Regions from separate parts of the Homo sapiens genome. Here region 1 is linked to region 2. A link is a loop called in an ENCODE intact Hi-C map of the cell type or tissue named here. Cell type or tissue: ascending aorta. All regions are shown on one strand. Links, peaks and the distances in the headings refer to the core of each region. The heading gives the core; the rest is flanking DNA.

Evidence for each region. A loop is a pair of places that touch in the nucleus more often than their neighbours do. Peaks named below come from ENCODE experiments on the same cell type or tissue, not always from the same donor. Only the 100,000 strongest peaks of a DNase experiment are listed, where the experiment ranks them.
Region 1: it touches region 2 in a loop (2.1-fold over the local background); 36 of 110 quality-filtered maps call a loop at or near these places.

What each region holds. Positions count from the first base shown.
Region 1 is chr1:33,376,494-33,392,842 of GRCh38, forward strand. All of the region lies in intron 1 of PHC2 (polyhomeotic homolog 2), which reads right to left. Among named protein-coding and RNA genes, the nearest start is that of PHC2-AS1, 34 kb to the left of the region's middle. In ascending aorta, for the core only: no CTCF peak of the experiment used is centred there; no DNase peak of the experiment used is centred there.
Region 2 is chr1:33,423,197-33,439,545 of GRCh38, forward strand. PHC2 (polyhomeotic homolog 2) reads right to left here and starts at 7,899. Exons shown (of 15, transcript NM_001385109.1): 1 at 7,780-7,899. RefSeq lists a silencer at 7,583-8,102. In ascending aorta, for the core only: CTCF peaks have their summits at 7,886 (motif pointing left) and 8,166; DNase peaks (open chromatin) are centred at 7,305, 7,945 and 10,725; H3K4me3 peaks cover 1,884 bases; H3K27ac peaks cover 692 bases.

The DNA of each region.
Region 1 (16,349 bases), core at 1,194-9,193, 50 kb before region 2:
TAACGTTCTCCCTAGCAGTGATCTCATGGATCACCTCTCACCCTATCAGCCTTTTCATCGTTGGGGTGGGGACACTGAACATCAGAGAATTTACTATTTGTCCATATTTATACAGCCACCTAGTGAAAGAAGCAGGACTAACAATCTACAGAGAAGGCCGGGTGCGGTGGCTCATGCCTGTAATCCCAGCACTTTGGGAGGCTAAGGTGGGCAGATCACGAGGTCAAGAGATCGAGACCATCCTGGCCAACATGGTGAAACCCCATCTTTACTATAAATACAAAAATTAGTTGGGCATGGTGGTGTGCGCCTGTGGTCCCAGCTACCTGGGAGGCTGAGGCAGAAGAATCACTTGAACCCAGGAGACAGAGGTTGCAGTGAGCTGAGATCACACCACTGCACTCCAGCCTGGTGACAAAACCAGAAGGCAATCAAATAAACTGAGGTGTTTATTTAGTTTAGTTTTCAAAGCCAGAAGAGCTCAAGTGTGTTTGAGGTATCTATCTTTATTAGGTATGTACTTACTGAGTGCCCTCTGGATCTAACGCTTAGCAGGGTACCATACTGACCAATCTGGTTAAAATCTCAGGTTGTGGAATCAGAAAGACTTGGCTTTGTCCTGGCTCTGCCACTTTCTAGCCAGGAAATCCTGGCATGTCACACCTGTCTGACCTGTTTCTTAATCAATTAGATGTGACAGGATATGGGCTGTGGTGAACATAAAGAAAAGTGATGATGAAAGGTGCTCAGCAGAGTGCCAAGCATATCCTGTGTGCTCTGTAAGCACTGGCTCTTGTGGCCTGGTTCACACTGCCCAGATCCAATAGATAGGGTCTCTCCTAAGACAGAAATGGCAGAACCTTCTGGAATCTCCTATCCCAGTCAGTAAGGAGGGCCATAAATTCCTTCAGGGCCCATCCTATGGTCTGAATACAGAACTGGAAATTCTACCTTCCCTTGAGGCTGTGTGCTTGGCAGTGGAGAGGGGTTGGGAAAGAAGGAAAGGGTGGTGGGAGAGGCACACCCAGATCTGAGTTTAAGTTCCTCTTTTTTTCTTTTTCCATGCTTTTCTTAAAAATCCTCATTTCTGTGTAGAGGCTGTTCCTTCTACCCATTCCTTCCTACATGGAAAAATAATATTTGTTTGTCACCCCATCACACACATTCAGTCATCTGCTTGTAGAGTATACCCATTTAATAGGTGAAGAAAATATAATTTTTCATACTAATGAGAGCATGATTAGTGCAAAGAGCCAAAGTAATCATTACTATTCTGCTGCTATCTCCCCAATACTGCTCAGTTTCAGGGTTATCATTGCTCAGGCTGCCTTCTTCAGACTGGGGGAATTTCACTGTGGGCTGAAAAAAGTGTGGGTAAAGTCTAAAAGACAGGAATGTTGGGAGTCTGGAAACCCAAGCCACTCCCAGGTGGCAGGCAGCAAGTTGCTTATGATTTCCAAGGCAGTGTAGCAGCCTGCAAGCTGCACTCTTGACCTTACTCTTTAAGCAGTGATTTTTCCTTATGTTCATATGTCTGCTTTTACTGCCATAGAGCAAGGTGCTTGTCCATGAATTAATTCCCTTTGTCCTGAGCTGCACGCAGTGCTGGGCCTTATTATGGCTACTGACTTGCTAAGGATGCTTATGATGATAATGATGATGCAGGAATCAATGAAGCAGCAAAGTCAACAAGTACTTCCTATGTCTTGGCGCTGTCAAAATCCACTTTATCTTATGTTCTAGGGAGGGAAAATTAGGCTGCATAAAAAGTGGTAGGAGGTATAATTCCTGATCTCACAGAAACTGAAAAACTAATTGTAAAGGTGAGGTGCAATTGAAATTATAAGGATCATCAAGCAACAAATCAGTAAATGATAGTTCCATTCAAACACAGACTACCTCACAGAATCCCAACATCTTCTCTTAGTTCAAAGTCTCACCTCCCTTTTCCCAAATGTTGGCCAGAATTGGGTTTCATTTCTTGCTTTTCATTACACACTGGAAAATCTCAACTGAAGTACTTATAAATATAAAAAATAAAATGGGAAAATAGGGCAGAAAATTAAGAGGGTAGAATAATCTACATCCTGGATGATCAAGTCTCAGTTCTATTTCTGTGAGTGTAGTTAATCATACTGAATTGCACACTTAAAATCTAGTCATATTCTGACCTTCCCTCCTCTATCCTTCACGTGATTGAGAGAGCAATCAAGAGAGTAAGAGAGCACACTTGAAAGACAGCCACAGCTATCAAAAGCATGAGCTAGAACAGAGGCTGTGTAGAGGCTGTTCCTTCTACCCATTCCTTCCTACATGGAAAAATAATATTTATTTGTCATCCCATCACAGACATTCAGTCCTCTGCTTGTAGAGTATACCCATTTAAGAGGGGAAGAAAATATAATTTTTCACATTAATGAGAGCATGATTAGTGCAAAAAGCCAAAGTCATCATTAATGTCCTGTTGCTATCTCCCCAGTACTGCTCAGTTTGGGGGTTATCATTTCTATTTCTTTTTTCCTTTTGTAGCAGCTAGGGCAGACACTGTGGAGAGTGTACACTCAAATCTTGTTAAGAAATAAGACAAAAGTCTTGAGGGAGCATGGCATTCCTTTACAGAAAAACTGTACAGGCCAGGACAGCCACTGCTCCCCATGCAGGGGAGAGAGACTTACTGCAGCAACCTGGGCACGTGGGCACAGTGCACTTCCCACACTCTTGTCGCCTGTCTCCTCCTGTGGGCAAGCATGCCTTTCCTTTCTTCTCTCTCCAGTTCTAGGCTTTGTCTCCCCGCCCACCGCCCCCCTGCCCCCCCACCCCCCCACTGCCCCCCTGCCCCCCACCCCCCCACCGCCCCCTGCCCCCCCCATCCCCCCTGTCCCCCCCTTCCCCCCGGTCTCCCCTGCCCACTGTCCCCCTTGCCCTCCCACCATTCCCCCTGTCCCCCCACCATCCCCCCCGCCCCCCACCATCCCCCCACCCACTGTCCCGCCCCTCCTCCCACTACCACCCCCAACCACCCGTGTCTTTTCTGTGTCAGTAGTTTTTGATTCCCCAGTCCCTGGTTTTCCCACTCTTTCCCTGCCCCTGGTCCCTGCCATCTCTCACACCTGTGCCCATGCTCCCTTTCACCACTGATTTCTCAGAGCTGCTCCTTGGGTGGGCCCATCCTCAGTGTGCTCACCCTCCCTCACTCTGCCTTGGCTCTCTGGAATACGAGCACGTCCTCCCCCTCGCTCTTGCTCCCACTCTTGCCCTCTTGCCCCGCTGTGATTGATCCAGACTGGTAGCTCCGTTTCCCTCTAATGAGCTCTCTCCCCTACTCGACCTTCTTGCTGCCTCCTGGGCTGCTCGCCCTTGACCAGTCTCCTGCCTCTGGCTCCCCGTGGCTCTCCCAAGTGCCCGCACCCTTGCTGCACATGCTCCAGCTCTCTCTCCTGTCGCTTGTAGTCTCCCCCTCCCTGAGCATCTGCCATCCCAGGCTTGATCAGCAGGTCTGTCTCTTCAATTCACACAGACACTCTCTCTTACTTCTTGGATAGTGCATGCTCATGTTGCTCTCTGTCCCCAGCTTGCACCCTCTGTTCTAGCTCACACTTTTGATAGCTGTGGCTGTCTTTCAAGTGTGCTCTCTCACTCTCTTGACTGCTCTCTCTCTCAATCACTTATGTAAAGGATAGAGAAGGAAAGTTCAGAATATGACTAGATTTTAAGTGTGCAATTCAGTACCATTAACTACACTCACCTGTTGTGCAATCATCACCACCATCTATTCCCAGAACTTTCTCATTACCCAAAACAGAAACTCTGTAACCATTAAGCAATAACTCCTCAGTCCCCCTTGTCCCCTGCCTATCCCCTAACCTCTAATCTACTTTCATTCTCTATGAATTTGCCTGTTCTAGATAGCTCATTTAAGTGGAAGCATATTAATATTTGTCCTTTTGTGTCTGGCTTGTTTCACTTAGCATAATGTTTTCAAAGTTCATTCATGTTGTAGCATGTATGAGAATTTCTTTCCCTTTGATAGCTGAATAGTATTCCATTGTATACCTACATACACACCACATTGTGTTTGTTCATCTGTTGATGAACACTGGGGTGGTTTCCACCTTTTGGCTATTGTGAATAATGTTGCAATGGAATGAACACGGCATATAAGTCCTTGCTTCTGTTCTGTTGGGTATAACCTAGCAGTGAAATCTCTGGGTCATATGTTATTCCATGTTTGGGCATGTGAATATCCATTTGTCCCTGCATCATGTGTTGAATTACCTCTGTTCTTGGGCCCACCCAGTGCCCCCACCCCACAAGCTGCTCCATGTGGGATGTGAAACCCTCCATGATCTGACCCATTTTGCCTTCCTGGCCTCATTTTCCACACTTGCACTCTCTCTGGTCTCAGCATTATGACCAAGGTGCCCAGGTCATTTGGAATTTGGCTGCCTTGCTACTTCCTACCTCTGTGGTTTTTACCGCTGTGGTTTCACTCACGCTATTCCCCTCCCCTGAAATGCCTTCCTTCAATTTTTCATGTAACCAACTCCTTAGATCTTCAAAACAACTTGAGTCTCTCCTGTGAAATATGCACTGAATGCAACCCCCCCAACTCTTCTCCTCTTGCTTCCTTCAAATTAGGTTCCAGTGTCTTCCTTTAAGCCATCCAGCTTAAAGGCTGCTCCCAGAGCACTCTGTGCCTGCCTGTCTCCTAGCACTTACAACATAGCCTTACAAGAAAGTGATTTGCTTGGGGGTGGGATCATGTCATATTTTCCCATAATACCTTGTGCTTCGTTCCATAGATGTTTGTTGAATAAAATTGCTTGAAATGCACCATACTCCATCCTACTCCTCATCTGAAAGCTTAATCTCTACCTCATCCACAAATTTCTCACCAACTAGTTTAAAACATCAGCCACCTGTGATTTCACTTCAGTACCTTCCATCAATGGTGTCTATACTAATAATAGTGATTATTTATTGAGCACTTACTACTTGTCAAGCACTATCATAGATACTATGACCTCCCTTATGGTATAGGTATGATTATCCCAATTTTGTCAATGAGAAATATATCTAAGCAATTTATGTAAGGTCATCATAGAACTGGGATTCAAAACCAAGTCCGACTCCAAAGCCAGAGCGCTTCCCATGATCCTCTCTGCAACTTCACCTTGAGCCATTATTTCAGCCACACTGGGTGAAGTCCGTGTCAAAGCATACTAGATTTTCAGTTGAAAACGAACTGATATCTCTGAATTTAATTCCCTAATTGTTAATTAATGTCCATTTATACTTACAAAATATTCTATGTAATATATATATAAAGGATAATATGCTTGTGTATCCATCAACCAGTATGAGAAATCAAAAATTACCATAATCTCCCTTGTTTTTTCTATGCAAGAACGGAGACCCAGTGTGGGGGAGGTAAGTGACTTGGGGTGATATGGCTCCCCTGATTCTCATCCAGTACCATGGAAGGCACCTCAGGAAACCTCCTGCCCGCATGGTGGTGGTGACTTATCAACGAGAGAGGTGAAGTTTGCCCTGCAGAGAAACCAGAAGCTAGGGTCCTGCCATATGTCACTTTATTGTTGGTCTCCTAGTAGAAGGGAACTTGAGTTGGAAGAAAACATAATTAGTAAGTGTGGACCCATATAACAGCTTTAAAACTTTTTTTTCTACAGTTCCCCTTTTTGAACCAGAGCTTTCATATCTCCCCCTTCACACCTTCCTTCCGCTCAAAGTTCTGGCTGCTGGAGAGTAGCGGAGGCATTCTGCAGTCTCAGTAAGGGCTACTGAGGCATCTGTGGACTCTCCTTACATCCTTCCCTCTGGTGACCCACATTAGAAAATCTGAATCCTTAAACTTTCACAGTATCTAGGCTTTCAGTATTCTACCCACCCCTTTTCAATTTCCTTTTAATTCCTACTCTTATTCTTTCCTTCTCTTCCAACTAGTTCTTTATTTCTTCCCCAAGGCCACCCATCCCTGCGGACTCCCATTATAAATCACAGCCAAATCTCATTAATGGCTAACATCAAGAACTAGAAGTCTGTTTTTCTCTGGGTTCCTACTCACTGTGTGGTTTTGTATGAGCCCGGGCTCTGAAGGGCTATGATTCCTATTTAAGTCACTTCTCCCCTCCTAACTGCAATGGGCCACTTTGAATGATGTGCTGAATATAACTGGCTTGGATAGTGATCTTATTACAGGTCTCTGCTGCCCACAGGGCCTGAGACCAGCAGCTGGAGAAACGCTGATGGTTCTGCCCTCCCAGGAGCCGCCAAGTCTACGAAACACTAGGCCTTTGTCCCCAGTGTCAGGGAAATCCATTTGCTGTGGATTACAGCTGTGACAGAGGTTCCGGGAAAGCAGAGGGGAAGGATACTGAAAACCTCTCTCCAAATCTAGCCTAAAGCCCTGGGGTAAGGCAGGGTGAGGTTTTTCCTAATGGAATCAGAGCTGGGCAGGAAATGAGAAGTCTCGTCAGCCCCATCGTGGCTGCTGGTATTATCATGAGGCGGCTTGGTATGGAGAGTCTGAAGAGATGGGTGAACATATTCCTTTGCTGTGGCTCTGCTTCTCCTTTCTGGATGCCCCTCCGCCAGAGGCATAAGGCAGTAATAACAGAAGATTCAGACTCCCTAGACTTAGGGGACCTGGGGGAGGCCTCCTTACACCTCTCGGCTGCTGCATGAACATAAGTGTCCTGATTTGTTCCAGTCTGAAGCCACTGACTCACTGGGAGCAGTCCAAATGGATGCAGCTCAAACCATCTCAAAAGGTCCCTCCCTCTCCCCTGTCCTCTGCATGTTGCCACCTTTAGTGTCTCTAGAAACCAAAGTAAGTAAATGAAGGCCAACAAAAATAGAAGTGAAGGATGAGGAATTAAAGCTGGTCATATAGTCCTAGCAATCCAAACAGAATGATTTCATTGTGATGCAAAACACTATAAATTTAAATGAGTAAACTTTCTGAAACCTTACTGTTTTCTTCCTAATTTATAAAAGGCAGGTTATATCAAGTATTTCTATAACAAGGTGGTGCTGGTTGGTTGAAGAATATGAGGAGGAAAAAGAAGGATTTGCTGTCTTTTGGAAGGGATGTACAGTGAAAGCCACACTGTGCAGATGCTGAATGCTTGGGGACGGGATGGATGAGTTTGTCTAGACTTGGGCAGCCCTGGACTCACTGCTGTAAGGCAGAGCAAAATATATTCTGTGTCTTCTATGGGCCCCTAATCAAATATAAGCAGTGTCCTTATAAAAGAACGCCATGTGAAAACAGGCACACACGGGGAGAAGCCAGCCACGTGAAGATGGAGGCAGAGATTGGAGCTATGCTGCCACCAGCCAAAGAACACCTGCAGCCACCAGAAGCTAGGAAGAGGCGAGGAAGGACTCAGGGGGAGCATGGCCCTGCCGACACCTGGATTTCATACTTCCAGCCTCCAGAACGGTAACATGATACATTTGTGTTGTTTTAAGCCACCCAGTTTGTGGTAATTTGTTAAGGCGGCCTTAGGGAACTATTATGCTGCCTAATACTCAACCTGACCAGCCTAAAAAGGTCAACTGAAACTAATGGTAAAAAAGGGTGCAAAGGCATTAAAAACAGCCTCGTTAATATCATGGCTTTGTATGCTCCAAGGCAAGGCTTCTCAAAAATGTGGTCCCTTGGCAACTCTCCAAAAATGCAAATTTTCAGGCACCACTTCAGACCTACGGAATCAGAAATTCTGGGAGCAGGGCTCAGCAGCCTGTGTTCTCACAGCCTTCTGGGAGATTCTGATGCTGATGAAGCATGAGAGCCACTGCTCTAAGGGGCCCCACTATCCATTTGAATATGAGATTTAAAAGGGGCAGTCATCATTGATGCCATAAGATGGTCATAATGAAGTCCCTGCAAAAAGGGGCTAGAATTTGAGATGGGAAGAGTTACCAAACATAGTTTCTTCCCTGCTGAAACCTCAAAATACCTCCACGTGGAAAGAAAATGTTGGCAGCACTCTGTTTAGGGATCTTCCTGTTTCTCTCCAGCTTCATTGCCTACCACGTGCTCCCACACAGCTGATTCCAGAATTAGTCATATGCTGTCTCACCCCTTGCCCAGACCTTTCCCTCTGCCTGGGCCACTCCCCAGGCCCCTCACTCTCCATCTCCCTGGCCGGAGCGCATTCACCCTTTGCAGTTCAGCTATAACGTCTGTTCCTCTTAGGGACTTCCTTTTTGTACCCCAGCCTAGATTTGGTGCCTTCTTCTGAACTTTAATAGCATAGCAGGACAGCTGATTTTATTTACTAGGTAGTGATTCCATTATTTTTAGATTCCTAATGCCTAACATGGTGCCGAGCCAGCAACAGTAAGATTTTGTTAAATGAGGAATGAATAAAGCTTGAAGCTCTTTGGGAAGCTCTTCACCTCCTGATGAGGAACCCAAGGTTAAAATACCGAAACACACTGTGCAAATACCATGTTATCTGAGAAGGGACCTTTGAAACTATTAGTAGCCATTAGCACCTTTACTCAAATTTGTGGGTCCAGATGGCTACTCTCAACAGGGCCTAGGACATGTAAATTTTGATTTGGGAATGGAGAGGGGAAATGAAAGATGAGTGGTGTTGAAGTGATGGGTGTGGGACTGTGGTCACTGCAAAAAGCAGATGTAGAAGGTCCTGGCCAAAAGGCTGGGACTAGACCCAGTCACACATTGACTAGGTGGGAGCTAGGCAGCAGCATTATGTGGAGATCATAATACCTTACCCCGACCTCCCAGAGCTTCCGGAAAATGAAACAACATAAATAGGAGAAAGCATTTCGGAAACAAAAATCACACAAAGGCAAAGTATCATGAGAGAGAGTTTAGAAAAGGGGAGAGACGTTCTACTCCATAAAAATGAGCAAACATTGCCAGGGCAGGGTTTACATACAGGAATGCAACCCTGGCCATGTTACGTAACCTTTCTGCGCCTCATTTGCCTCTCTGTAAAATGGACAAGAGTGCAGACTTCATTGGTTTTAAATAATAGGTAAAACAATGCATTTAAAACATCCAGCACAGCTTAAGCATGGATTACAAAGAGAGTACATTAAGGTAGGACAGAAGTTGACTTTTTTTCCCTCAGAGAAAAAAGATACTATCATTTCCTTCAATAAACTCAAAGTTAGATTTTGAGACCGGCTGGTCTCAGGCCCTGTGGGCAACAGAGACCTATAATAAGATCACTATCCAAGCCAGTTATAGTCAGCACAGTGTTCTCAGGTCTAGTAACTTTCTTGGGTCTAGTAACAGAATAAAAATTTTTTTTTTTTTTTGAGATGGAGTCTTGCTCTCTCGCCCAGGCTGGAATGCAGTGGCATGATCTCGGCTCACTGCAACCTCTGTCTCCCAGGTTCATGCAATTCTCCTGCCTCAGCCTCCTGAGTAGCTGGGATTACAGGCCTGCACCACCACACCCGGCTAATTTTTGTATTTTTAGTAGAGATGGGGTTTCACTATGTTGGCCAGGCTGGTTTTGAACTCCTGGCCTCAGGTGATCCACCTGCCTCGGCCTCCCAAAGTGCTGGGATTACAGGCGTGAGCCACTGTGCCCGGCCCAGAGTAAATTTTTTTATGTTATAATCTCAGTCAGCTCTTCCTTGTTTAGCCTTTGTAAGGGTATGCATTTTGGGGATTTATACATAGAAATCTCAGTACCAAGGTCACGAAAAAGACTGCTATAAAAAAAAGACCCCTGGCTGAGTGCGGTGGCTTACGCTTGTAATCCCAGCACTTTGGGAGGCCAAGGCTGGTGGATCACAAGGTCAGGAGTTCAAGACCAGCCTGGCCAACATAGTGAAACCCCGTCTCTACTGAAAATACAAAAATTAGCCGGCCGTGGTAGTGGGCGCCTATAATCATCCCAGCTACTCATGAGGCTGAGGCAGGAGAATCCCTTGAACCTGGGAGGCAGAGGTTGCAGTGAGCCGAGACCATGACATTGTACTCCAGCCTCGGTGACAGAGTGAGACTCTGTCTCAAAAAAAAAAGATCCCTATAAAAATCTTTTCAAGCTGGGTGTGGTGACGCACACCTGTAATCCCTGCTACCCAAACTGAGATGGGAAGACTGCTTGAGCACAGGAGTTCATGACCAGCCAGGGCAACATAGTGAGACCTCATCTTAAAAACAAAATCTCTCCATACTAAATCTCCCCACAGAGCACAACACACAGCACACAGTGCATACACAGTGTGCACACAAAGTGCACATAACACATACACAAAGCACACAGCACACAGTGCGCACACACATCACAGTGTGCGCACACACACCCTGCACACATACAAAGCACACACACAGCACATACACAAAGTGCACACACAGCACACATGTGCATGTGCACATACACATACACACAGCTACTATTTCTAGAGTTGGCCATTTTCTCCTGCTCCTGCTCAGCCTTGAACTGGCCTGATGGTTAAACCGTAGTATGCTGGCCATTCTGCCGCTGCTATGTCCTGACAAGTATGACTAGGCCAACACAGGGATCATGGGAAGTGGCTAATTATCAGGCTTTCAGAATAAAGTTCAAGGGCCTAAAAACTTATCTAGAAATTTTTTACTGGCCTTCTTTTTCTCTTCCTCCACCCCTGAAATCGGGCTGTATCTTAGGCCTACCAGTGGCCCTACAGGTACCACTTAACTCTTTGTAACTCTGGGGTCAAGGATTTTGCTGACTTTCATGAACACTAGCATTGAGAGTGCCCTAGAGAAGCAGTGACTGTACGGGGTGCCCTGTTTTCTTGTGAAGATCTGAGCATGCTCCCCCCAGAGCTTCTTCCAAGGATACAGCCTACCTCCCTTGGAGTTTCCCTTTACATCTCCTATAAGGAGACTAAAGGAATGGGGCTTTAAGCTCTTTGATATATTCTAAAGAGAGACTGCCAGGGATAGATGGGGTGTCTCCCATCACAAGGGCCTTAATTAGGTATGTAGATGGTCTTTTATCCATTAGGAGGCCAGTATTTTCAGGCCAGCCACTGGTAAATGATAATAATTCTTGCCATTTATTGCTTGCTCAGGGACATAATATCATTTATTCTTCACAACCACCCTCTGGTACAGACACTACTTCCTCATTTTTCTCACAAGACAACTGAGATTCATAGAGGCCCTGTAACTTATCGGAGCCCCAGAGCTAGCAAATGGCAGGTGTAGGATCGGAAACACAGGTTTCAAAGTCCATGCACAAGAGGCAGAATTACTTGTGCTTATTCCGATCCAGGCCTCTCTGGGCCAGTCAGTTCTTATGAAGTTCACTTGGCTCCCATAGCCTTCTGTTTACTAGCCTATCTCACAAGAGTCATCTCCCGCAGCAGCGTCAGTCTAAGGCAAATGTGTCAACTAGAACTCTCTCAGGCCCTGCCTGGTATCCCTGAAATCACACTCTGAGTAATAATTAGGGCATGTCTAACATTTGTAGGCCTTTCCTGTTCATAAGTATTTCAACATATATTATCTACACATAAGGTTGGTCCTGTTAGCAATGTTTACAAAATCATTTGCAATCATTTAATTGAAAAGTAATACAAAACAAAAACAACTGTCCCACAGGAGAGAGGGGATAGAGGATGCCCACCTTTCCTGAATGCCCACCACATGCTGGGCACAAGCTCAGAGAGGCAATATAATTTATAAGAAAGAGGAGGAGCTTCATAGTTGGAGAAAGCTGTCTTGATTCCTGTCTCTGCCCCAGCTAGAAGACCTGAGACAGGTTACTTAACCTCCACAGGCCTTTGTTTCCTCATCTGGGAAACAGTGCTAATGACAGCAATTTTTTTTTTTTTTTTTTTTTTTAGACAGAGTTTTGCTCTTGTTGCCCAGGCTGGAGTGCAATGGCGCGATCCTGGCTCACCGCAACCTCCGCCTCCCAGGTTCAAGCGATTCTCCTGCCTCAGCCTCCCGAGTAGCTGGGATTACAGGCATGCGCCACCACGCCCAGCTAATTTTTTGTATTTTTAGTAGAGACAGGGTTTCACCATGTTGGTCAGGCTGGTCTCGAACTCCTGACCTCAGGTGATCTGCCCACCTCGGCCTCCCAAAGATTACAGGCATGAGCCACCACACCCAGCCCAGTGACAGCAATTATGAAGAGTTATTGGGAAAAGTAAATAAGAAAATGCAAGCACCTAAAAAATACGTAGAAAGAAAACACCCAGCACCATGTGCAGCACAGAATGGGCATCATTCTATCATGATCAAGTCTCCTCTGCCTGATTAATCCTTCCAGCATTGCTTTAGATCAGTGATTACATGAGGCAGCAGGTTCTGAGAGGTAAAGTAACTTCTAAGATCATAAAACTATGAAGTGGCATAAATCAGAATAGTCTGAATCTGGAGCTCATGTCCAGGTTGTAACGTGGGAGTGCCTTGAATGTGGAGAAGGGAAGATTCTCAAACATGTGGGTTTTTAATCCCTTACAATTTTTGACTACACTCTTAGTCCTGGCTTGGACACAAACTTTCCACCAGGCTCCCAAAAGCCCCATTCTCAAGTCCAAGAAATGTTCTTGTTAAAAAAAAAAAAAAAAGAAAGAAAGAAAAAAAACCCCCTCACCTACAGATGAAGTTGGAAGAAGTGACAACCAGGACAGACGTAAGCCACGGGTTGTGCATGTGGTGGGTGTTTGGCAGGGTGTGGGGGGTGCGAAAGAGACGAAGCTAGTTGGTGATTGCTATTACTAGATTCAATCCCCCACGCAACTCCAAGCTCTGTGCAGTAAAAGCATTTTAGAAATCCAGAGCAGTGAATGTTCAACACACATTCTTCTTGGGGATATTGTTCATGCAATGCTTCATCAGTTCTCAGGGTGTTTGGATTAATCTTAAGCCTACATTACATTATAAACAGGAGTATAACTTGAACTTCCAGCTTCCTTTCTCTACTCCTTTCCTCCATCTTCTTTGGGACCGTTCCCTTTTGAAGGCCTCATTGCTTTGGCCCAGCCACCACTTAAAGGGCCCAGCCCTTCCCAGGACATTTCCTCCTGCTTGCTTCTGCCCTGGCAACTTGTCCTGGCAGCTGTTTCATAGCTCTGGAATCACAAAGCAATTCCAGAGTCCCCTGGGCCTAGCTCTGGGGCCTCCTTACCCTCATTTGCCCCAAATAATAGCCTTTAATTGCTATTAACATTCCTTTCTAGCAGAAACATAGCATGCACATCTGTGGTCAGCCTGTGATCTACTGTGACCACCGGCCTTTTGCTTCCTGCCGTATTTGGAATGTTCTATTCCATTTTATACTCGTAAGTTTGCCTTTCCTCTGTTAGCATACATCTTGGCTTTTAGCTTCTTGTATTTCTAACCTGTTCCCTATTTGCAGGGGAAAATTATCTAAATGGATAGGTCCCCCTCAACCTCCCATTCTTTCCAGTCAAGCATAACTCTACCCTACTTCTTTTATCATATTTATGAAACGTAGGTAGCTAATTTTCAAATTAAAGTATGCAGAACTAGGACTACAGAGTGGAAATTATAAGAAGATAGATTTCAACTGAATAGAAAAAAAGTGCTTCCTAATCACTGGAGCTGTTTAAAAAGTAGAGTGGGGCTGGCTGTGAGGAAGTGAGTTCCTAGTCGGTGGAGGGGTTCAAGCAGAGGCTGGGCAACCATGGGGCAGGTGGAATTCGTGCAGCATCATCACTAGGGGCTCTTTTAACCATGGTAGCATATAATTCTGTGAAAACTTTTTACTGGACATCAGAAATCCACCTGAAATTTTAAGCTTTTTGCTTATTTTTAACTTATCCATTTATGGACATTTTCAATACTAATCTTGTTTTTCAAGATGCAGGGCAGCTCCCAACTGCTTTTCACCATCTAGTTACTAGAGTAAATTCCATTAGTACGAACTTCTGGATGTTCATCATCTACTTAAGGTGGAGAAAAACACTGTTCTTATTTTATGGATAGGACAGCCACAAAGTGGTCAAGTATAAAAGTCCATCTCTTTTGGATTCCCACAACACTTGTCAGCTGCCCAACCACCACCATCCGCCCCTTCCCATATTTATTGAACAATTACTATATGTTTGGTACTGAATGCAATACAAACATGACTCGGATATTGACTCTATTTTTAAGAAGTTAACAGTTTAAGAGGAAAAATAAGAAAAGCACATAAATATAACAGGAGTCAGCATTTTTTTTTTTTTTTTCTCTGTAAAGGGACAGAGTATCTAGGTTAGGCCTTGTACACCACATATGGTCTCTGCTGCACATTCTTCTTCGGTTCCTCACCCCCTCCAACCATTAAAAAAATGTAAATACTATTCTTAGTTTGAGGGACTTACATAAACAAGTTGTGACCTGGATTTGGCCCTTGGTTTATGCACCCCTGAAATGCAGGAAGCTGTCAAGGGATAACTTTCACTTGCATCAGCTAAAGTTTCATTTGGGTGGATCTTTAAAGACAGGTTCGATTGGGACTTCGGAAATGGGGAGGGGGCTTTCTAGGTGGAATGAGATCTTTCTCATCACACATTGTCCCCTCTTTTCTATTCTTAGAGCAGAGATTTTCAAAGAGTGAGGTCTTATTAAAAATGCAAATTTTCAGGTCCACAGTGGTTCTCAGACTTGAGCACACAACAAAATCACCTGGAGGGTTTGTTAAAACAGAATGCTGGGCCTCACCCATCCCCAGACTTCTGAGGCTGCTGGTCCTGGGACCACACTTTGAGAACCACTGTCTTGGAGAATGGTGGGGAAGCAGAAGTGGAACAGAGATTGTGCTCTATTTTAATGTTTGAGAACTAAAAGGTAATGAAAGTCGCCACTGGAGAAGAGGAAGATGATCTGCACTTCAAGTCCTAAAGGCTTTGCAGAGCATCAAGTTCATTCCATTTAGTACATGTACTCAGAAAGGGGATTTGAGCCACTGTACGTTAGTGATGGCTTTTTTCTTTCGGGCAGGAGCTTTGAGCCTTGTTAGGCTCACCCACTGGAGACAGCAAATCACTGTACGGGACTGTATGCTTGGGAAGATCTTTTCTTCTGAGTCTTGGTTATTGGCACATACTCTGCCTTGTTTCTGATACATCTGCATATTTTTTACCACTCCTACAAAATGGTCCCCTCTGCATCATGCCTAATACTATTCCCTTTGATAGGAAAAAAAAAAAAAGGCAGTGCTTCTATTTTATCATTTAAATTAAATGCCTTCTAAAAATTCAGATGTGGAGCTCAGAGAGGCTGAGCTGAGGAGACAGAAGAAGGGAAAGACAAGCCAGAGAGAGTACACAGAGGAATCTCAGAGGAGGCGATGGGCAACCAGACACATGAGGAGTCGTTAATCTGGCAGACAATGAATGGCAAAAGGCAATTAGCTTGGCTGGGATTGTAGCAAGCCAATGAAGTATGCTGTATTGCAACTGAGGCTCTAGTGTAAGGGCAGGGTCATTGCTAGGGAGCTCAAAAGGAAGGCAAGATAAGGGAGGTTAGAGGCGAGAAAGCCACCTGGGGCTAGCACAGAGGGAAAGGAAAGTGCTAACGGTCTTCATGGATATTCATTACCCAGTGGAAGCGTCCAGGTGTGGCTGTGTACTTGCCAGGGCTCTGCACACTGTTATTCAGGACACAATCTTGAAAATGAACTAGGTGCTTCAGCTGTGTGCACACATACGTGCACACACACACACACACACACATGCACATGCACATACACAAATGCTCTCTTTAGACTGCTGCCTCTTCATCCACCTGTCTAGTCTGTGAGGTCCTAACGCGAGGTCCACATGCTAAACACTGGCGGAGTCATAACAGATACAGTTCTAAACTTCAGTTTATGGGCTCCCTTTCCTATCTTAAAGCATGCTTTTTTTTTCTGTTATGCCTCATTCACATGCGCGTTCTCACGTTCTGTTCCTTGCAGGTGCTCTACGGCCATACTAATGGATTCTTATCTGCCTGTATACATTCTCCAGACACACTCGTTTATTCACTTCACTAGAGTCATTCCCACATATTAAATACTACCTCTTGCTTCTAAAAAGCACTTCAAATCTCAAAGTTGCTTCTATTATAGCTCCTGTTCCTGCTGTCTGCAGGGCCCTCCTAGCTTTGCCATTATTCTAAAAAGGAAAATGTACCAATATTGGTTTGACTGAGTAAAGAGCCCAACCCAAAGCAGATTGTCCTACCGTGGGATGCAGGTTTGTGGCTGTGGTGTCCCCGCCTTCAAGATCATCCCATTTATCTGTCTTTGTTCCACTCCCTCTCTCTTCCTGCACAACACTGCAATCACACACATACTCCGTGTTGGGAAAAAAAAAAGGACAGCCTAATTTCCTGATGATTATGT
Region 2 (16,349 bases), core at 4,290-12,289:
CTCTAGCACATTGAAGTATTAAAGGGCTTAAAAAGTATATACTTTTTCAAACAAATGCAAGCCTTATTTGTAACTGAAAACAAAATAAAAGTGGGAAGAGAAGGAATGGAGACACTGAATGGTAGGCTTCAGATATGGGACAGTGTTCCATATTTCAATCCAAATGCATTTTACAGCCAAGATTTTAAGACCTGAAACCATCCATCCCGTACAGCTAAAATAAGAAGGATCTCATGATTTTAGCCATCAAGGAGACGGATGTGTCCTACACTGGTACTATATCTAAAATTAAGATGACACTGTCACTAGATGAACATCTACTTTGGGGTATGGCTTTATGGACCAATGAATTAGTTTTTTCTCAGGAGCAGCAACCAAAGAATAGAAATAACAGAAGATACACTCCTGTTAAGCTTTTTGTACAGAAGCAGAATTTTATTTCTAGAAACAGCATTAAATATTTAATTAAGTTCACATTACCCTATACTAAAAAAATTAATTTGGGGCAAAACTTGGAAGAACTAGGTGTAATGCAGTACTTTCAAATTATCAACTGCTTATAATTGTATTTCCTTCTGGACAATGAAAATACATATTTTTTATTTAGAAAGTGCTGAATAAGGCCGGGCACATGACTGATGCCTGTAATCCCAGCACTATGGGAGGCCGAGGAGGGCAGATCACGAGGTCAGGAGTTCAACACCACCCTGGACAACGTGGTGAAACCACATCTCTACCAAAAATACAAAAATTAGCCGGGCATGGTGGCACACACCTGTAGTCCTGCTATTCGGGAGGCTGAGGCAGGAGAATCGCTTGAACCTGGGAGGCGGAGGTGGTGCAGTGATCCAAGATTGCACCACTGCACTCCAGCCAGGTCGACAGAACGAGACTCCGTCTCAAAAAAAAAAAAAACAAAAAAAACAAAAAACAAAAAAAAAGAAAGTGCTGAATATTTGTTGAGTAAATTAATACTATTATAGAGATTGATTCATTAATACTATTTTAGAGATAGATTCATTTCCAGATGGTTCCTTAAAACGAACGGGTGCCTTATAATAGTCATCATTTGTTCTGGAGAACTTACTCCTCAAGTCTCTTGAAAAGTCTAAAGCCACCTTTATCTGTACCCATGGTTTCTACATCTTTTCTTCCCCCATTAGAAAGAGAACAGAGAAAGATCAGGTTACATTGCTTCTGTGGGCCTGTAAAAATTCCTGCGAGGTTCTCTCTTCTGTCAGGAAAAGTTTCCCTAGCAACCATATTTACACACTCACTCAATTCCCTCCCCTCCTTTGATTCACTGGTGGGTATAAAAATTAATTTGCATTGATTTGCTGAAGCTTACAAGTTAATCATTCTAATAGACTCACAAAATTTTAGACGCTGGTCTCTGCCCAAAACTTGTTTCTCAAAGGGCCTGTTCACTTTCTTTAGAAATTTGAATGTAATTATCTTCAGTTTAAATATTTTTAAATACATTTAATATGTATTCGGAATGTTTCTGGCTTCAGGTAGAGAAAATAATATTTTTCTAAGGGCATCTGGCCTATATTATTAGTTAGGACGATCAAGAAACAAAGAGATACTTTAGTTCTGAGTAAGCAAGGAGTCAGATTCTTATCCAGCCATAATAAGGCCCTGGAAGATAAAAGTCAAGGACCAAAACAAAAAGTCTGGGTCACATGAAATGATGAATCAGGCCTAAGATTCTGGGTGATCAGAGGTCAGGACCTGGATAACAGGAATGGGACATGAATTATCAAGAATTGAGTTTCATTAATTCATTCACTAAGTATTTGCTGTGCAGCTACTAGGGCATGGTGTCGGGAAAAGAGCAGTGAATAAGCCAGACACAGATGTACCCTCATAAAATTTAAGAGTCAAATATCTGAATAGTGAACAAATGTTGATTTTATTATTGAACCAAGTATCTTTGGACTAGGGGTGCTCACTGTATAATTTCCTATAAGGGCCAGAATTGGTTTCAGACTAGGAATGGCACAGAGACCTATAGATAAAGATAAATTCAAGAAGTCTTCACTGGAGTAGATAAGTTGGCAAGTCAAGCAGTCTTGGACATATACAACGTTTCTTTACATTTAACCTTCAACAACGATATATGAGCCTATCACAGGAAACAAGGCTGGATACTTTGCAATATACCTACGTTTTATAAAGAATAAAGTGAAAGCCGATAAAGGTATGAGTTATTCTTAAGCTCTTTTAACAACCATTTACTGAGCATCTGTGACATTCAAGAAATAGTTTTAGGAACTGAAGTTAAGGGTATGAAAAAGACATGGTCCCTAGCAATTATAACAATGTGGTAAATGCTATAATGAGATGCTGAAGTACGAAGAAATATCAAAGAGGAAGATTACTAATTCTTAAAAAGCAAGCTGGGAAATGCCTTCTGAGAGGTAATGCTTGAATTGAGTCTTAAAAGATAAGTAGAAAATTTTGTTTTAAGCTGGTAAATGTTGGGGTAATTTGTTACACAGCAGTGGATAACTACTACAGTGCCTTATGGAGACCATGCCACAGCATAACTAGGAGACTATGGAGAAGACCCAGCCCAGCCATGTAAACTGTGTTTCATGATGTATACTGCAGTTTATATTGGACATCTCTTCATATTTTTCTTCTCACGTTTTCTTAGGCTTACCTGGTCCATGTTGGGCATAGAAAATGAGAACAAACACTCTGAACGGGGATGAGACAGGTAATGGGAGGAGGCAACACAATCTCAGTCTTGTCTGATTTCCCCCACAAAGGAATCCAGGTTGGTTGGCGTAGGACTTGGTCAAGTGGTAAGTGTCAAGTGATGTCAGGACTTGGTCAAATCATTACTCAGAGAGACCAGAAGTGAGAGGAGCAAGAGGATGAGTAAAAATTGTTTCTGAGAGAACCATAACCATGAAACCCAGAAAAACCTAATTGGTTCTCAGTTCACTAATCACTTTCCTATTTCTTTCCTAAAGCCAAAAATGAGAGAAAATAGAAGTTTCTGTTTTTCATGATTCATGTGGGTAGATGAAGGAACAGAGTAAGCAACAAAGGCAGGACAGAACAGAAGCATTCCAGACAATGGTGGCAACCAGTGGGGTTCAAAGCTGCTGGGGGGGGGTCCATGGTTTGAGGGTCAAAGGGTGGCATCAACGTGGTTAAAAAGGCACCAGATGAGGGCAGACAAGTTGTAGTGTACCTGTTCCACTCCAATTTCTGTTTCAGTACGTTGAAAAATGGTCTCCATATCTTCCCATGAACAAATGGGTATACCTGACTACAAAAGGAATAGAAATGAACTTGTGTTGTATTTAAACTGGGAGTAACAATAGCATCAGGACTATAACTCTCTCCAGTAATACCCTCAAAACATGGTGGATGAGTTTCCAGAAGTCAGTCTAAGTAAGCAATTCCTTGCCTCTTTATTCTCTATTCTCTTCATATTGACTGGGCATTTCCTTTTGCCCTTCACACCAGCAAACTCACAGAGTCCAAAATGAGGGGACCATAGGAAAGTGTGATTGTGCAGCATGACATAGCAAGGACTTAGGCCACCTACCCAAACCAAAGGCCACAGCACAAAATGCTTTCCTACCTTCAGGAGGTAGTACAGATACCCTCAGGAGGTAGTACAGATACCTTCAGGCAGAACTGGGTATATAATTTGTGGGGCCTGGTGCAAAATGAAAATGTAGAACCCCCTTGTTAAAAATCATTAAGAATTTCAAGACAGCAACAAGAGAGTATTAAACCAAGCATGGGGCCCCTCTAAACACAGGGCCCTGGGAGACTGCACAGGCTGCATACCCACAAAGCTGGCCCTGACTTCAGAGACAGTATAGCATGATCCTTCAGGAAAGCTTTAGAGTCTGAGCTGGATCCAAATCCCATCTGTGCCACTCATTAGCTATGTGACCTCTGGCAATTTACTTAGTCTTTCCGTGCTGCCAAGAGGTTGTGTGGTTATAATCTGGTGCTGGGAAGATTAAATGGGATAATGAACAGAATGTATACAAAGAGCTTAGCACGATGCCTAGCACATAGTGAGCACTCAATAAACGACAGCTACACTATTACTGTTCAGTGAAACATTCAGGTAGTTATCAAAGCAGTAAGTTTAAGAAATGAACTGCTGACTTGCTATTAAGGATATGAAATAAAAAGAATAATATTTTAGGTCAACGAAAATAATGAAGCAGACAGGGAAAATTAATCTTCCGCTTGACTGTGCTGCCTTCACTAATCACTTTTCTATTTCTTTTCTTCCTTTCATTGCCAAACATACAAAAGGTGATCCGCATGCTGTCTCCACTTCTTATCGGCATCTCATGCCACAGTTCTCTCTCATGTGGCTTTTCATATCCCCATGGCCACCCCCGCCACTCTACTGAAGCTATCATTTTCAAAAAGTTACCAATGACCTTCTGTTTACTAAGTATAATGAATGTTTCCCACTCTTTCTGTACAATTTCAAACTGCTGACGAATTTCTGCAGCTCAAAACTTTTTCTTCTCTTGACTTCTGTGATACTACACTCTCATGGTTAATAGCGTGTCTAACTGGCCTTGGCATCTGTCAGGTACACAACAAATGGTGGTGAATAGAATGCATTTGTTGGATAAATACATTAGATGGTTCTCTTGCTTCTTTTCTTATTTTCTACCATACGGACTCCATGCCTTCTCCCTCCCTCCCTAAATGTGGGATGTATCTTCAAGCTTCAGTCCTTCATCCTCTATTCTATTTCTATGCTGTTACCAGCAGTGAACTCAGCTAATCATATGGCTTCAATTATCACCATTTTTTTTCTTTTCTCAACTCCTATAATACCACGCATTAAGCATCTCAAAAAGGTACTAAATGACTGCTATACATTTGTGATTTCATTTAGTCCTCACAACTATATTGGGTAGGTGGCATTATTACAGATGAAGAAACTGAAGTCAAAGTCATGTAGCAAGTACCTGGTAGAACTGGGATCCAAATCTTTGTTTAGCTGAGAATAACCCCCATACTACACCACCACTCTCATTTTCCTGTCTCCTCCACATCACAAATACAGGATAGTATTTGCACACAAGCAGGTGTTCAGTAAATACACTGACTGAGAAGATTGCTTAAATACCGCCCATGATTTTCCAGCACTTACAGTATCATCAATCTTAGCAGACCGTATTAAGCATGTCACCCCAGTGACACCTTCTTTACACGACTTGATCTGTAATATAATTCAAAACAGGAAATTTGCCAAAAACTCACCATAATCCATTCTAAAAATAAATGTGGTCTAAGCAAAGCAAAAAGGCCTTTATCTGATTCAAATATTAGAAGAGTTTTGGGGATGAGGTCCACTTTGCTACTCTGGGCCCAACCTTGCTCAGCTTCTAAATGATCAGGAAGTAAAAATAGGCTGGCTAGTTGATGGCTAATGAGGTTAAATGGACTATTTATAGTTCTAGAGATAGATGCTAAGACAGCAGAATGGGATTTTCTCTGCTCTGTTAGCTAAGACCTCATTAAAAGAAGCCCAATGCATGAGACATGGGTGGAAACTGGGATGAAGAGAAGAGGATAATAGTAAGGAGGGAGGGTGAACAGAAAGGAGGAGGCATTGGAAAGCCTATGGAGGGCCTGGCCCAGTCTGGCAGATCCACCGCTGTTCTGCACAGCTGGCACCATGCAACAGTGGGCTCAGCTGCATGTGCACGATTCATGGTCTCAATCCTGGACTACTTGCCCTGACCCATCTCACACTCCAATCCTCTCTTAATCCAGATCCTTCCAGCTTCTGATCTTACTACTTATTTCCCCAGGTCTCACAAATTTGACATTCAGCATTGCTTCCCTAGTTATGGTCATGTATTCTCTTTTTGTATGATTTAGATTTGCCCCTCTCAGATGCTGCCTCTAGTGCCAAACATTATGCCCAGTTTCAGGCCCTCTCCCTTGGAGCAACTGAAAACTACTCCTATTCAACCTCCACATGATGGACCCTTACTTGGGAAGATATGGGTGACAAAGACCAGGAATGAGGCTCAGAAAAACTGATGAGGGGAAAATATGGGGGAGAAAACAATAAGAAAAATATCACTGGACAACTGTGCTGGGAATAAGAAATTCTAGGCTACTTTTAGAAAGTTACATTACAGAGGAAGGAAAAAAAGCCATAGTTACAATAGAAAGCCATTCCCTAGAGATAACATATTCTTTATGTGGCTGCATTCGCTGTTCCCCCGCTTTGGCTGCCTTTTCAGTCCTTTCCAATTTTCTCTGCAAGGTAAACTCCTATTTATCCTTCAACACCTTGCTTAAATGTGTTCTCTGGAAAGCCTTCCCTGGTCCTCTCAGACAGCTAATTGTTCCCTCCTCTGTGCTTCCAAAGCCCTTTGCATTCACATCTATTATGCTGTTAATCACTTTTACTAGCAATTTCATTTGTTTCTCCTACCACTTCTTTCAGGACAAGGACTAATTATCTTATTCATCTTTGCATCCCCAAGACATAGCAGAGTGCCTGGCATATGCCAAGTATTTGTTGTTGGGTGATAAAAGACATCAAGAGCAACGTGGAAGTGGAATTTGCACTTCACTTGCAAAATCAAATTGGTTTCTGGTACTTTTCAATTGTAACCGCATTTTCTCTTGATTTAGAAGGAACGACTTTAGACTCACAAAAGAAACTCTATTGATATCACGGGCGCATTAGCCGATTTTTCATCCCCACTGGTGATAGAAATATTTTTTACCCCACACTTCCAAGAAACTCCCAGGGCAAGCTTAGTATCAGTGGCGCATCTCTCCTCCTACCATTTCTATTGTCGCAAAAGCTAAATTACACTGTGAGCCTAAAGCTGCCACCAGTCTTAGTGAATTGGGGGAGGGGGATAATTACAAGAAGACACTTCTGTAGCAGACCTGGGGAGGGGGGAAGATGAATTTAAACCTCGCCTTATAAGAAATTTGTTAGACACTCACGTAGAACAGCCGCTTCCTCCGTGTATGACAGACCCGATCCAGGTGTCCAGCAGCGACCTTTTCCCATGGGTGTCAGGTCATCACTCAGCACAGAAAACAAGGGACCAGCGCCTTTCTAGGGCATCCCTCCTTCTCCAACCTTGGGGCCCGCTTTTCCTTTAGACGACTGTTCTCTCCTCCCAGTTCCAGCAACCCCCGGTTCCCTCTGCTGGTGCCCCCCACGCCACGCTTGACTCTGGGCCGAAAGTGCCAGCGGCTGCGCTGTCACGCCGCGGCTGGGGAGCGGGCGCCCCGGTCAGGCCCGACGCCCGGGTCTCACCGCACTCTGCGGGACAAGCGGAGCAGGCGCAGGCCGCGCAAGACCACGGGCTGCCGCGGCGCGGGCCTCTCCGCAGGAGGGGGGTCGGTCCCCGGAGAAAGCGAGTCACTGACGGGACCTTGGCCCGTTCCCGTTCCGGTTCCCGTTCCCGGCAAGCCTCGGCCCCAGGCTCTCCGCAGCCCTCCTCGCTGCGCGTTCCCGGCCCGGGGGCGCCGCGCTCTGCCGGTCGCCGGCCGGGACTGCGGGCTCCCAGCGCGGGCCCCACGCCGCGGACCAGGGGTCAGGCCGCCTGCCGCCCGCCTGTCCGTGCCCATGGCAATGCCCCGCCCCGCGCGGCCCGTCCCGGCCGAGCGCTCCGGCCCGACCGTGACAGCTGGGTGCCCAAAGGGTTAAGCCGGCAGCGCGGCGGCCGGTGTCCCCCGCGCGCTGCCCGTCAGCCGCGAGCTGGCCCCAGCGCGCACGCGCCCGCCCGTTACCTGCGGTCGCCTCCGCGCTCCTCCTCCACCTGGCCGCTCTCTCCCGGGGGCCGCCCCTCAGCCCGCCCCCTCGGCTCGGCGCCGCGCACCCTGCTGGCTGCTCGGACGCTGCCCGCGGAGGAGGGGCGAGGGCGCTATTACCATATATTAGCATACCAGCGCGCGTCACGTGGCCGCTCCAGCCAATGGTCACCCTAGAAGGGCGGGGATTGGGCGGAACACGCCTTAGTGCTGCTCCCAGCCTGAACCGGTGGCCATGGCAACGGGCGGGTGGGCGGGGGAGTGGGGAGGTGCCGGAGCCCGGTGCCCCCGGGAGCATCTCCTCTACCTGAGCGCCACATGGCGACCACGCGCAGTTTTCCCACCTTGCGGATGGAGAGATTTGTCTCAGCCAGAGAGATCCAGATTCAGCCAACATTTATTGAGCACTTACCACGTGCCTTAACACTTTGCTGCAGAAAGTGATGTCTGTCCTATTAACCCCACTAGATAGTAGGGAAAGTGGAGGCTCAGAGAGGTTAGATCATTCGCTCAAGATCATACAACAACATTAAATGGCAAAAGTGGAGATCTAAGATCATTTTTGACTTCAGACCCGGGACAATCGCCAGTTTTTTCAAATCCAGCAGGGGTCTCCTAGCACCTCCTCACAATTTCAGGTGTGCTGTGCAGTTGAGAAAATCCTTGTACATAATTTGTACAGCGTTTTACTGTTTCCTTACAGTGACCTTTGAGATTAATAGGCAGAATAGTTATGCCTGTATTACAAAGGAGAGAAAATGAGGCTCAGAGAGGCCATGTGACATAATTTAGGTCAAACAGCTATTAAGAGCTAATGCTGAGTTACACTGATTTATACTGAAGCTCATTACTTTAGAAACTTTTAAATTCAGTCTTCTCAACATGGTGGAATTACTGTGACCATTCTATGGATTAAGAAACCGAGACTTTGGGAAGTTAAGCAAATTGCCCAACGTTATACAGCTAGTAAGTAGCAGATTTAGGGTTCAAATCCAGGTTTATCTGGCCCCCAAAGCTAGTCTCATTGTATCAGATTTATTTAATTTAGGATTGGACTTAGAATCCCTTCTCTAATAGAATTTTGTCTCCTCTCAAGATATGATGGTGTTACGTCTTAATCCCACAGCAAATATACCTTGTGACAAGTGACATGTGTTAAGGTCACAGAGGCTATATATTAAGAGAATAGAGTCACCAGGTAGGTAAGGGGCACTGTAGAATTCTCTGTCTTTCCTTTGTTTTTTGTTTTTTTTTGTTTGTCTGTTTTTTGTTTTTTGTTTTTTTTGAGTCCGATCTCGCTCTTGTCACCCAGACTGGAGTGCAATGGTGCGATCTTGGCTCACTGCAACCTCTGCCTGCTGGATTCAAGCTATTCTCCTGACTCAGCCTCCTGAGTAGCTGGGATTACAGGCATCTGCCACCACACCCGGCTAATTTTTGTACTTTTAGTAGAGACAGGGTTTCGCCTTGTTGGCCAGGCTGGTCTCGAACTCCTGACCTCAGGTGATCTGCCCGCCTTGGCCTCCCAAAGTGCTGGGATTACAGGCATAAGCCACCGCGTCCGGCTTATGCCTGTCTTTCCATTTTTACCTTAGGGATTTGATAGTTTAGCTAAAGGCACAGTAGTTTAAAAACACAAACATCTGTGTACAGACTTGTTTAGCTCAGTGATTCTCTAATTTTATTTATTTATTTATTTTTTAGAGACAGAATTATGCTCTGTCATCCAGGCTGGAGTGCAGTGGTGTGATCATAGCTCACTATAACATTGAACTCCTGGGTTCAAGTGATCCTCCTGCCTCAGCCTCCCGAGGAGTAGCTGTGACTACAGGCATGCACCCCAACACCCGGGTAATTGTTATGTTGCCCAGGTTTGTCTCGAACTTCTGGCCTCAAGCAATCTTCCTACTTGGGCTTCCCAAAACTCTGGGATTCACAGGTGTAAGCTACCACATCTGGCCATGGTTCTCTAACTTTAATATATTTATGGATTACTGGACAGGGCTCTGTGCCTCAAACTAAATGTGCTAAACTTTATAGACATTTAAAGGGATCATCAAAGGTAATTTTGAATATACGTACATTTCACCTTCCTAGACTGCTTTAAAACCCAATTTCCTCCTAAAACATGACTGGTGCTTAAGAGCACAAACATAGAAGCAGACCTGCTTGGGTTAAAAATCCTGACTTGGCCACTCATTGACTGTATGACCTTGGGAAAGTTACTTAAACTCTCTGTGCCTCAATTTCCTCATTTGTAAAATAGGATAGAAATGTTGTGAGAATTTAATGACTTACTGTATGTGTGTATATATATATACACACACTTAACTTCCCAAAGTCTCGGTTTCATATATATATATATATATAAACGTTTCATATATAGGCCCCGGCCCAAGGATAAACCCTCCATAATTGATAGCTAATGTCATTTTTGTTATTATCCCAGGAGTTTTCCTAGGAACAGACAACCCACATGTACACAATATCTCAAGGCTTCCTAGCTAGCTTTGGAATTCTGAAGCTGCCTTCCTTCCCTCGTGGCATATTAAACAGCCTGTTGTGCTGCTGAAGGCTTGTTATCTCTCCAAATGACATTCTCTCTTCTTGGGATCATAAATAATTCCTGCACTCAAAGGAACTGGTTTCTCTTGCACATCTCCTAGCACCAAATTACTGGAGTTGCTCCTTGCAGAAGGGGATCTTGACAAACAGTGGAGTCATAAGTCAGGCTCCTTGAAACACTTTTATGAGCGCCTTAATGAGGGAGATGAGCTGTCATCAGGAACTCATCCCATCCTTCCTGACCACAGGAAATGAGCTTTTTGTGCTCAAAAGGTTTCCAAAGCTGAGGCGCAAAGAGTTTTCAGGAAGTGGGCCAGGGATGAGAAGTTGTTGACTCAGAGAATCCCAGGGCTAAACAGCCCCCATCCTGCCATTCACCCTAGAGGGTCAAATGACTCATGGTCTTATTGCAGCAATAGCACCAAAGGGTGGTGTGTGTATGTGTGTGTGTGTGTTTGTGTGTGTGGTGTTAATCCTCCCCACTTCCCCATATGTGCACACTCCAACAGCCAACCTATTACCCCCTGACAAAAAGATACTGCAGAATAGAACACTGGTTAAGAGCATTGTCTCTGGAATCAAAGATCCAGATTTGAATCCTGCTTCTACTACTCAACTATCTATGTGATGTTAGGAAACTTGCTTAACCTCCCTGCATATCAATTTCCACATCTGTAAAATGGAAATAATAACAGTGTCCATTTTATAGACTCTTGTTAGGATGAAATGAGTTACTAACATAAACTGCTTAGAACACCCCATAGTATACACTAGAGATGTATTTGCTAATTAAACAAGAATAAATGTATAAATCCAGTACAAGCAACGTACTTTCTATAGAAGACACTGCAGCTTAAGTGAAGTTCCCTAGGCCCTCTCTGATGTGCTGCCTGCCCTCCAACCCCCTTCTGACTGGCATATAAATGTTGCCCAGGAGTAGGAAGACATGTGCTTGGGAACTTTGGTTTGCACCTGGCTCTGCCACATTCCTTGCTCTGTGAACTTGGACAAGTTATTTTACATCTCTGAGCCATAGTTTCATTATTTGTGAAATGAGACTAATTTCCTCCCAGAGTTGTTCTGAGCACTCAATCAGATAGTGTCTGGCAAGAGGTGATGAGGGCCTGAACTGGACAGAGGTCATACCTCATCAAAATCACCTTGTTCTTTTCCTGAGTTGTTTCTGGCAAACATCTTTGCTCTACATTAATGAGAATTACTAACATTTATGGAGCACTTAGCCTGGCCTTGTGCTATATACATCGTTTTATTTAATCCTCAAAATAAACCTAAGCCTCTGGGAGATTAAGTAACATGTTCAAGAAGATCACACTGTAAGTCAGTGGCCAAGCCAGGATCTATGCTGGGACTATCTGATTCCCAAGTCCATGCTATTAACCCACCACGCTACATGCATGCCTCCTACTCCAGCTTGGCTCATAGGACCCAGGGAATGTGTGTTACATTTCTTTAGCATCCTTCCCCCATCCATATATACACTCTTTCCGGTCACCCACCAGCACTGGGCATAGTAGGTGCTCCATACACATTTACTGAATGAGTGAAAATAAGTGACTATGACATCCTTTTATAGCGATAAAAGTCCATTTTTTCTCGAGCTGTCCCAGGTGGGAATAAAAGCAGCTGGTGACTCTCCTCCCCACCCCCTAGTATCCTCTTTCTGATGAATAATAATGTGGGAGGCCTCCCTCCTTTCCCCATGGGAGAGTTAGGCTTCTTGGTGTCAGAGATCCACAATAGACACAGTGATGACTCATCTTCAGTGTGCATTTGGAGAGATGTTAGGACCCCTGGAGCTTTTTAGGGCTCTGTTAATATACATCAGTAGGGTGATTTCCAAATAATGGCCTTGGATAGATGTATTTGCTGGGGGTGCCCTAACAAAATATCACAAACCGGGTGGCTTAAAACAGCCCAAGTTTAATCTCATACAGTTTAGGAGGCTGTAAGTCTGAAATCAAAGTGTCATCAGGGTTGGTTCCTTCTTGGGGCATTAGGGGGAAAATCTGTTCCATGCCTCTCTCCCAGTTTCTAGTGGCTGCCAGCAATCCTTGGCATCACTTGGTTTGTGGATGTGTCACTCCAATCTCTGCCTCTGTTGCCACATGGCGTTCTCTCTGTGTATCTGTATCCAAATTTACCTCTTCTTATAAGGACACCAGTCATGGGATTAGGGCCCACACCAATCCAGTATGATTTTGTCTTAACTTGATTACATTTGCAAAGACCCTATTTCTGGATAGGTCACATTCACAGGGACTGGGGGCTAGGACTTGAACATATCCTTTTGGGGGACACAACCCACAATAATATGTTTGGGGTAGAGTGGAGAGGAGATGGAAAATGAAGGGAGGGAATGAAGAGAAAGGGGAGGTTGTTCATGAGGGGCGGATCACACGGACAGAATGAAGTGTGACCAAGGGTCCCTCAAGAATGGGCCAAACTTTCTCTTCTAGGCCAATTCCATTCTTTCCCAAAGAAGTGTCTAGCTCACAGACTTACAATACCAGTGCTGGAAGGGACGCTGGGGAGTCATTCATTCACTCGACAAACATTTATCAAATATTCTTTGAGGAGCTGGGCAGAGAGAAAAGATGAGGTCTGAAGAAACTGTGGCCCAGAGGGTGGATGTGGGTTGTCTAAGATCACACATCAAGTTAGAATACAGCCAGGAACAGAACAAGGTATGTCAAACAAGGTATGTCAAAGTCCAGACCTGAGCCCTTTTGATGACTACTAGGAAGGTTATCAATCCCCCTGGACCTGAACCTTTGGTGCATAGACAGATCTAAGTTTTTGAAAAACGTTTGTGTTCTGAGGCGCATTACCAACTTCCCTGAGCTTCCATAGGTTGGTCCAGTATTTGAGGGTCTTTGAAGCCTTGGGCAAAGTTAGAAACATGCCCTCTCTAAAAGTGCAATCCTGTAGCCATTCTTCTCCTTGCTCTAATTAATTGCCTAATCTTTGAAACATCATCTCTGGGTGCAACAGCAAAATTGGGTGTAATGGAACTCCCTGGGGCAGAGACAACATCTTGTTCATCTTTTTTTGTCCCCACTGCTAATACAGAAACCATGGTGGAATCAGCCCTCAATAACCATTTGTTCAATGAATGAAAGAACATTGCTCCAGTTAGTACCAAGGGCTATTTATATCTTACTGTTTCTATATCCCATGCTCAGTGGCAGTGCTGAGTTGGTTTAAGATATCTGAATTCCACTCTCAAAGTCACAGCTGTTTTGACGGGAATTTCCATTTACCACTACATCATTAGAAGAGATGGTATTTTGATTCCAATATTGGCTGATACAAATATTGTCCTGCCTCGAGCTGTCATGATGTGAGATATCAGTCTGGAGCAGTGAGCCTGAAAACTGGGGCAGGCCAGGGTCAGAGATGGGGTCAACCCAGCAGGAGTTGTCAGATCAGAGCAGGGGTGAGAAGGAGGTCAGACTGGTGATCAAAGTCCAGGAACTAGGGCAGGTACAGTCAGTCCTGACTCTCCCAAGGATGGGGGCCTGCTAGCCGCTGCACAGCTCCTTGGGAAAGCAGCTCATAAGCAGGTCCTCTTAGCAGGCTTTCTGTTTGAAGGTCCCCAGAGGGTTCTTTGTAATTGATCTGGGTTTGAAGTTCCCCCTCACAAGGGGGATATAATCAGTCAACATTATTCCGCAGACCTTATGTTCACATAATCAGATAAACTTTGAAAACCTGGAAATAACCTTGTTTATTCTCGCCATATGGCTCCAGGCTTACTGCTAGTTTTTAGACGCACAGTTTTAGGTCTGATTCTGGCTGTGCATCAGAATCACCTGTGAAATATGTTAAAATACGGATTTTCAGGTTCCACCCCCAGAGATTCTGATTCCCTAAATCTGGGACGAGCTGCTCACATCTTGAGAGGCAGTGATACAGTGGCTGAGTGTGGACACTCAGGCCTGGCTGCTTAGGTTTTTGATGTTTTTCTCACTAGCCCAGTGAACTTGAGTGAATTTCTTAATGTTTCAGTGCCTCAGTATCTTATCTATAAAAGGGAATAATAATATTCAGCTCATTGGTTTGATGTGAAGATTGATGATTTAATACCTGCAAAGTTTTGAAATACTAAGTGCTCAATAAATAATGCTTACTATTGTTATCTTTCTTTTTTACCAGGCTCTACAAGTGACTTAGCAGCATAGTCCTTCCTTCACTCATTCACTCACTTGTTCATTTGTTCTAGAACCAAATATTGAGTACTCCTACCTGCCAGGACCCAGGCTAGATACACATAATTCTGCCCAGTTTTTGGTTTTATTTTAGTTTTGGAGATAAAGTCTTGCTCTGTCACCCAGGCTGGAGTGCAGTGGCGCAATCTCAGCTCACTGCAGCCTTGACTTTCCGCGCTTAGGTGATCCTCCCGCCTCAGCCACCTGAGTAGCTGGGACTACAGGTGCGCACCATCATGTCTGGCTCATGTTTTGTATTTTTAGTAGAGATGGGGTTTCACCATATTGCCCAGACTGGTCTCGAACTCCTGGGCTTAAACCACCTGCCTGTCTCAGCCTCCCAAAGTGCTGGGATTACTGGGTGAGCCATCACGTCCAGCCTCTCCCCAGTTTATGGCCTACCTGGGAAGCTAGTATTGGGAAGCACTGTTTTACTCATTGCCTTTAGCTCTCCAAACCCTTATTGGATTCTGAGGCTCTGGACTTCACTTCTGGTGTCCCTTAGGCACAATGACCTTCATTTTATAACCTTGAAATAGAGCAAAATGGAAAAAACATAGGAATCTATTGGACTTGGTATTGCATTTTCTAGTTACGTGGCACTGGACAAATCACATGCAAAAGACCTTCTGTCTCCTGCCTTCCCTGAATCCCTGTTCTAGAAATGGCCTTGCTCCTCTTGTATCTAGAAGGCTGGGAGAACAGTCAAATATACCTGTGCTTCCACCCCTCATCCCAGGCCACACATGATTGGTCAAAGTGGACACCTGACCCAAACTAAACCAATCATATCCCATCTCCAGGCCCTTGAAGCGATTCTGCCTGACTCTGGTTGCTCTCTGGAAAGGAGGTGGTATAAATGCAGGAGCGGTTGGCTGTGGACATTTTCCACCATGCATACCAGAAAATAGAGCCAGTCAGTCTTCAGTGAGAAAGAAAAGTCAGTGCTTGGGTTTTTCAGGGTACTAAGATTCCAGATTGCTTCCCTAACCCGGGGCCCAGCACCATCTCCAGCCTTGGATTCTGTAACTCATCCATTGCCCTTATAGCAGTTCCTCTTTGTGCTTAAGTCTGATGTAGGGGACATAACTTGTTTTTACCTTATGCTTGGAAGTCAGGCTTTATCCCCAACAGCTGGTCCTCCCGTGCTTAAGATGTCTGTTTCCCAAGGGTTGCTCAAGGGAGAAATAAATTCAGGGATCCTGGTCTGGAGTCTTAAAACCAAAAAGCCCTAGCCCGGCTCTGGAGTCTCTGTTGCTACTTTAATAAGCTTTTGGGTCAGGGATCTTTAAGCAGAGAGAGGAGGAAAGGGCCTGCCTGAGGTCTTGAATACTAGTTGGGTGCCTGGCCAGGCTTTCATGGAAGGGATTCTTATTTCTAACATTCCCCGGCCAAAGAAGAGTCTTCTGGAGAGCCGTAGTCTCTTCTGCTGCCTGTCATGCCCAGGGCCTCTTCTGTTTCTTCATACTCACAATTCCTCAGACACTGATACTCTTTCCAGATCGAGCTGGATTTCCCATACACACCTGGAATTGGTGCTTAGGATGTATCTATCTCTCTTGTAGTTGGGGGCTAAGATGGGGAGCAGGAAGGTGAAGTACAGCTGTTTCCATCCTACTATTACATAAGCTTCTGGTGTTTTCCTTATTTTAGGCCTGCCTCTCCTAGCATGTCATGGAGCTGATTTATGTTATCTCCTCCAGCACCTCTTTTGATTAGTTACGTATCAGTTCCTCCGTTTTCCAGACAAGGCTG